3 separate regions of the Homo sapiens genome follow, and regions 2 and 3 are each linked to region 1. A link is an interaction called in ENCODE POLR2A ChIA-PET data of the cell type or tissue named here. Cell type or tissue: PC-9. All regions are shown on one strand.

Region 1 (2,500 bases):
TGCATCTGGAAAAAATATGCTTTAAACATGAAAGAGAAATAAAGACTTTCCTAGACAAACAAAAGCTAAAGGATTTCATCAACATCAGACCTGTCCTACAAGAAATGCTAAAGAAGGTACTTCAATCAGAAAGAAAAGGATGTTAATGAGCAGCAAGAAATCATCTGAAAGTACAAAACTCAGTGGTAATATTAAGTACAGAGAAAAAACACAGAATATTATAACACTGTAACTGTGGTGTGTAAACTACTCTTAAGTAGAAAGACTAAAAGATGAACCAATCAAAACAATAACAATTTTTCAAGACATAGTACAGATGTCGAGCAATGGGCTCTCGTGACAACTGGCACAAGTGCTGCAAGACAGGGGCAAGAGTAAGCCCTCCCACAAGAAGTGGAAGTATGAGCTGGAGTGCCCCGCTGCCAACACCAAGATTGGCCCCCGCTGCGTCCACACAGTCTGTGTGCAGGGACGTAACAAGAAATACTGTACCTTGAGGCTGGATGTGGGGAATTTCTCCTGGGGCTCCAAGTGATGTAGGTGCAAAACAAGGATCATCAATGTTGTCTACAGTGTGTCCAATAACAAACTGGTCCGTACCAAGATGCTATTGAAGAACTGCATCGTGCTCAGTGACAGCACACTCTACTGACAGTGGTGAAAATCCCACTATACATTGTCCCTGGGCTGCAAGAAGGGGGCCAAGCTGACTCCTGAGGAGGAAGAGATTTTAAACAAAAAACAATCTAAAAAAATTTAGAAGAAATATGATGAAAGGAAAAAGAATGCCAAAATCAGCAGTCTTCTGGAGGAGCAGTTCCAGCAGGGCAAGCATCTGGCATGTATCACATCAAGGCCAGAGCAGTGTGGCCCAGCAGATGGCTATGTGCTAGAGGCCTGGGAGTTGGAGTTTTATCTTTGGAAAATCAAGGCCCAGAAAGGCAAATAAATCCTCATCCTTTCTGTATTTGCTTATGTAATAAAGGTGTTTATTGTTCTGTAACAAGAAAAAAAAAGACATAGAAAGTATAATAAGATATAAATAGAAACAACAAAAAGTTAAAAAGCAGGGGGATGAAATCAAGGTGTGTAGAGTTTTATTACTGGCTGGGCATGGTGACTCATGCCCAGCTTAAACATTCAAAAAATTTGAATTGAACTTAAAACATTCAAAGAATTTGAAATAATATCAAGCACCTTCTCTGACCACAATGGAATAAAACTAGAAATCAATAACAAGAGGAATTTTGGAAACTATACAAACAGATGGAAATTAAAAAATATGCTTTTGAGTGACCAGTGAGTCAATGAAGAAATTAAGAAGGAAATTGAAAATTTTCTTGAAACAAATGATAATGGAAATGCAACATATGAAAACCTATGGGATACAGTGAAAGCAGTACTAAAAGAGAAATTTATAGCTATAAGTGTCTACATCAACAAAGAAGAAAAACTTCAAATAAATAACCTAGTGATGCATCTTAACAAATGACAAAAACAAGAGCAAACCAAACCAAAATTAGCTGAAGAAAAGAAATAATAAAGATCAGAGGAGAAATAAATGACATTGGAATGAAGAAAACAATACAAAAGATGAATGAAACAGAAAGTTGATTTTTTTGAAAAGTTAAACAAAATAGACAAACCTTTAACCAGACTAGGAAAAAAAGAGAGAGGATCCAAATAAATAAAATCAGAGATGAAAAAGAAGACATTACAATTGATACTGCAGAAATTCAAAGGATCATTAGTGGCTATGATGAGCAACTGTATGCCAATAAATTGGAATATCTAGAAGAAATGGATACATTTGTAGACAAATACAACCTACAGAGATTGAACCATGAAGAAATCCAAAACCTGAACAGACCAATAACGTAATGAGATTGAAGCCATAATAAAACGTCTTCCAGCAAAAAAAGCCCAGGCCCTTATGGCTTCACTGCTGAATTCTATTAAACATTTAAAGAGGAACTAATACCAATGCTACTTAAACTAGTCTGAAAAATAGAGGAGGAGGGAATACTTCCAAACTCATTTTTTGAGGCCAGTATTACCCTGATACCAAAACCAGACAAAGATACATCAAAAAAAGGAAACTGCAGGCCAGTATCACAGATGAATATTGATACAAAAATCCTCAACAAAATACTAGCAAAACAAATTCAACGACACATTAAAAAGGTCATTCATCGGCCAGGCGCGATGGCTCACGCCTGTAATCCCAGCACTGTGGGAGGCTGAGGCAGGTGGATCACCTGTGGTCAGGAGTTTGAGACCAGCCTGGCCAACATGGTGAAACCTCATCTCTACTAAAAATACAAAAATTAGCTGGTATGGTGGTGGGAACCTGTAATCCCAGCTACTCAGGAGGCTAAGACAGGAGAATTGCTTAGAACCCAGATGGCAGAGGTTACAGTGAGCGAAGATCATGCCACTGCACTCCAGCCTGGGCAACAAAGAGCAAAACTCCGTCTCAAAAAAAAAGAAATTGAAAATC
Region 2 (2,500 bases), 160 kb after region 1:
CAGATTCAGACTATATGAGAACATTGGAAAACTGTATTCAGTTTGGAACTCCACTTCTATTAGAAAATGTTGGTGAAGAACTGGATCCATCTTTGGAGCCTTTACTACTCAGACAAACTTTTAAACAAGGTATAAAGCAATTACTATTAATCTGTAGAACTGAAAGATGATTGAATTATCTTGGAGGCATGAAAGAAGCCTACTACATACATTTAATAATAATGTTAATAATGCAGAACTTCTGGCTCATTGTTATGAGTGAAAGGAAATTTGGAACAAGCTATCAGGAATGAACCTTAGCCAGGTATTCTAAGATAAATACCTTGCCCTCTCTTCATTGCCTTAACCACTGTTATCTAGACTGTCAGAGAACATAAAGAAGTTGAAGCCAGCTTGAAATTGCTTTATCCTGTGACCCTTGACCACCAAAAGTCTGTTGTTATGAATAGTGATGGTGTCAAACTCCTGGCCTCAAGTGATCCTCCTCCCTCAGCCTCCCAAAGTGCTGGGATTACAGGAATTAGCCACCATGAATAGTGATGGTGAATGTGGGCCTGAGTTGAGTTTAGGTAAACATTGTCCAGCTAATATCTTTCTGTTTATAAAAATTTGTCTCTGCCAAGTGCTATTACCTTTAAGAGCTTTAGTCATTTACATATATTTTAGAATCATGATTGAAAATTGATGGAGGAAGAAAGCTCAAAATAAATCTTGATTTACAAAGCTCTATGACAACCAGAGAAAATGTCCTATATTAACCCAGAAAGAGTCCTGCTGTATAATTGCTTACTTGCTGCTGTGTCTGTGACTTTTGCCACTCCTGTTTTCTGTATGTTATTATTATCATTTTGAGACAGAGTCTTGCTCTGATGCTCAGGCTGGAGTGTAGTGGTGCAGTCTCAGCTCACTGCTTCCTGGGTTCAAGCGATTCTTGTTCCTTAGCCTCCAAAGTAGCTGGGATTACAGGTGTGTTCCACCATGACACCCAGCTAATTTTTTTAGTATTTTTAGTAGAGATGGGGTTTCACCATGTTGGCCAGGCTGGTGTTGAACTCCTTACCTCCAGTGATCCACTTGCCTTGGCCTCCCAAAGTGTTGGTATTATAGGTGTGAGCCACTGAGCCTGGCCCTGTTTTCTATTTTAAATTACTTTAGGACCGTTTATTTGTAACCTAGGCAAGGCCATAGAAGTACATAGCATGAGGGGCTATGTAACTAGCTCACTTGTTATGCATTTGTTTTCTGAAATATAGGTGGCATTGATTGCATCAGACTTGGTGAGGTCATTATTGAGTATTCCTTTGATTTCAAATTTTATATCACCACAAAACTGAGAAACCCGCACTATATGCCAGAACTGGCTACAAAAGTGTCTTTGCTCAATTTCATGATAACTCCAGAAGGACTTGAAGATCAATTACTAGGTATTGTTGTTGCAAAGGAGAGGTATGTATTTTCTTAGATGCTTCTAGATGGTTTAAAAAGGAATATTTGTAGGTCATTAATATTTATGTTTTGTGAATATTTTAAAACTTTGTCAAATTTTATACTTTGTTACTATAAATAATCACATAATCTCTAAAATAGCCATCTGTAACAAGTAAGTTATAAGCCAACCGTGTTATATTGGGCTTTTAGTATGGGCAGTTGGGTTCAGGTTACCTGCCATTGTTACAGGAAAGGGATCCCGATCCAGACTCCACGAAAGGGTTGCTGGATCTCATGCAAGAAAGAATTCAGGGCGAGTCCACAGAGTATAATGAAAGCAAGTTTATTAAGAAAGTAAAGGAATAAAAGAATGGCTGCTCCATAGAGCAGCCCCAAGGGCTGCTAGTCGTCCATTTTTATGGTTATTTCTTGATTATATGCCAAACAAGGGATTATTTATGCTTCCCTTTTTTAGACCATAGAGGGTAACTTTTTGACATTGTCATAGCATTTGTAAACTGTTAGGGCACTGGTGGGGTGTAGCAGTGAGGAGGACCAGAGGTCACTTTTGTGGCCATCTTGGTATTGGTGGGATTTAGCCAGCTTCTTTACTGTAATCTGTTTTATCAGCAAGGTCTTTATGATCTGTTTCTTGTGTTGACATCCTATCTCATCCTGTGACTTAGAATGCCCAACCGTTTGGGAATGCAATCCAGTAGGTTTTAATCACATTTTACCCACCCCCTGCTCAAGATGGAGTTGCTCTGGTTCAAATTCCTCTGACACCATGACTTCTGACTTGTACCTGAATGAGACAGAAATTTCACCCCTAGGAATCTATGCTATGACCGTAAATAGAAATACATTTATATATATATATATATGTGTACACACACACAAGATATTAATAAGAAAATGCTTAGCAAAAGAAGGAAAAAGCAGCATATAAAACTATATCCAGAATAGGTGATATTTTGTTTAAAAAAAGATTGATATTTATCTACATATATAAAAAGAATAAAAAAAGATTGGAAAGGAATACACTTCAATGTTAAAGTAATTATCTCTGTGG
Region 3 (2,500 bases), 310 kb after region 1:
AGTAACCAAAACAGCATGGTATTGGTACAAAAATAGGTACATAGACCAATGGAACAGAGTAGAGAGCGCAGAAATAAGGCTGCACACCTGCAACCATCTGATCTTCAACAAAGCTGACAAAAACGAGCAATAGGGAAAGGACTCCCTGTTTAATAAATGGTGCTGGACTATCTGGCAAGCCATATGTCGAAGATTGAAACTGGACCCTTTTTTACGCCATATACAAAAATCAATTAAAGATGGATTGAAGACTTAAATGTAAAACCCAAAATTACAAAAACCCTGGAAGAAAACCTAGGCAATACCGTTGTGGACATAGGATTAGGCAAAGATTTCATGATGAAAATGCCAAAAGCAATTGCAACAAAAGCAAAAATTGACAAATGGGATCTCATTAAACTTAAGAGCTTCTGCACAGCAAAAGAAAATATCAACAGAGTAAACAGACAACCTACAGAATGGGAGAAAATTTTTGGAAACTATGCATCTGACAAAGGTCTAATATTCAGCATCTATAAGAAACAAACAAATTTACAAGGAAAAGCAACCCCATTAAAAAGTGGGCAAAGGAGGCCAGGTGCGGTGGCTCACGCCTGTAATCCCAGCACTCTGGGAGGCTGAGGTGGGTGGATCATGAGGTCAGGAGATCGAGACCATCCTGGCTGACACGGTGAAACCCCGTCTCTACTAAAAATACAAAAAATTAGCCAGGCGTGGTGGTGGGCACCTGTAGTCCCAGCTACTCGGGAGGCTGAGGCAGGAGAATGGCGTGAATCTGGGAGGCAGAGCTTGCAGTGAGCCAAGACCACGCCACTGCACTCCAGCCTGGGCGACAGAGCAAGACTCCGTCTCAAAAAAAAAAGAAAAAGTGGGCAAAGGACACGAACAGACACTTTTCAGAAGATGTCATACATGTGGCCTATGAGCATATGAAAAATAACCCAATATCATTGATCATTAGAGAACTGCAAATAAAAACCACAATGAGATACCATCTGTAGGGAGCTGTAGGCCATCATCATTAGCAAACTAATGCAGGAACAGAAAACCAAATACCACATATTCTCACTTACAAATCGGAGCTAAATGATGAGCATACAAAGACACAAAGAGGGGAACAACAGTCAGAATAGCTACTATTAAAAAGTAAAAAGATAACAGATGCTGGTGAGATTGCAGAGAAAAGGGAACACTTGTACACTATTGGTGGGAGTGTAAATTAGTTCAGTCATTGAGGAAAGCAGTGTGATAATTCCTCAAAGAGCTAAAAACAGAACTACCATTCAACCCAGCAATCATATTACTGGGTACAAACCCAAAGGAATATAAATCATTCTACCATAAAGGTACATGCATGTGAATGGTCATTGCAGCACTAGTCACAATAGCAAAGACATGGAATCAACCTAAATGTCCATCAATGGTAGACTGGATAAAGAAAATTTGGTACATATACACCACAGAATACTATGCAGCCATAAAAAAGAGTAAGATTGGCTGGGCATGGTGGCTCACGTTTGTAATCCCAGCACTTTGGGAGGCCAAGGCAGGCGGATCACCTGAGGTCAGGAGTTCAAGACCAGCCTGGCCAACATGGCAAAACCCGTCTCAACTAAAAATACAAAAATTAGCCAGGTGTGGTGGCGGGTGCCTGTCATCCCAGCTACTTGGGAGGCTGAGGCAGGACAATCACTTGAACCCGGGAGGCAGAGGTTGCAGTGAGCTGAGGTCACGCTACTGCACTCCAGCCTGAGCAAAAGACTGAGACTCCACCTCAAAAAAAAAAAAAAAAAAAAAAGAATGAGATCATGTCCTTTCCAAACATGGATAGAGCTGTAGGCCATCATCATTAGCAAACTAATGCAGGAACAGAAAACCAAATACCACATGTTCTCACTTAGAAATGGGAGCTAAATGATGAGAATACATAGACACAAAGAGGCAACAACAGACACTGGGGCCTGCTTGAGGGTGGAGGTAAGAAAGAGGAAGAGGATCAGAAAAAAATAACTATTGGGTGCTAGGCTTAGTACCTGGGAGATGAAATGATCTGTACAAGAAACCCCCATGACACAGGTTTAACTATGTAACAAACCTACATGTGTACCCCTGAACCAAAAATGAAAATTAAAAAATAAATACAAATGGGTTTATAGTTTTTCCTCTTCCCTGTCTGAATACTAATGCAGCCTTAAAGCCATTAGGTGCAGCCAGGTAAAGTAGGAGTAGATACAAAGTGGAGAAGCCATGGGGGCCCAGAACAGGGTGTTGGAGTCCAAGCTGTGTGAGGAGGACATCCCCACAGAGGAGTGGCCTGGTGTGAGGTTTCAGAGCCTGTGAAGATGAGGAGGCATCTGTGGAGGGGGTTGTCAGAGCACAAAATTGGTAAAGAGGGTGTTTGGTGGCCGGATGTTGGAACAAAAGTGGGGTGAAGAGGGCACCTGCATGAGAGTGCAGTTTGGAGCCCAAGCGTGATGAGGAGGGCTTTTGTGTGGGGTGG

Evidence for each region. ChIA-PET counts read pairs that join two places held together with the same protein. Peaks named below come from ENCODE experiments on the same cell type or tissue, not always from the same donor. Only the 100,000 strongest peaks of a DNase experiment are listed, where the experiment ranks them.
Region 2: POLR2A ChIA-PET joins it to region 1 with 5 read pairs; 2 of 35 experiments call an interaction of 5 or more read pairs at or near these places.
Region 3: POLR2A ChIA-PET joins it to region 1 with 5 read pairs; 2 of 35 experiments call an interaction of 5 or more read pairs at or near these places.

The regions. Positions count from the first base shown.
Region 1 is chr3:57,528,794-57,531,293 of GRCh38, reverse strand. All of the region lies in intron 2 of DNAH12 (dynein axonemal heavy chain 12), which reads left to right. It also overlaps the pseudogene RPS8P5. Among named protein-coding and RNA genes, the nearest start is that of DNAH12, 14 kb to the left of the region's middle. In PC-9, no CTCF peak of the experiment used is centred here; a DNase peak (open chromatin) is centred at 1,023; H3K27ac peaks cover 1,934 bases.
Region 2 is chr3:57,365,675-57,368,174 of GRCh38, reverse strand. DNAH12 (dynein axonemal heavy chain 12) reads left to right here. Exons shown (of 74, transcript NM_001366028.2): 56 at 1-129; 57 at 1,254-1,446. Among named protein-coding and RNA genes, the nearest start is that of ASB14, 74 kb to the right of the region's middle. In PC-9, no CTCF peak of the experiment used is centred here; no DNase peak of the experiment used is centred here.
Region 3 is chr3:57,217,738-57,220,237 of GRCh38, reverse strand. It overlaps a transcript of HESX1 not described here. Among named protein-coding and RNA genes, the nearest start is that of APPL1, 8.7 kb to the left of the region's middle. In PC-9, no CTCF peak of the experiment used is centred here; no DNase peak of the experiment used is centred here.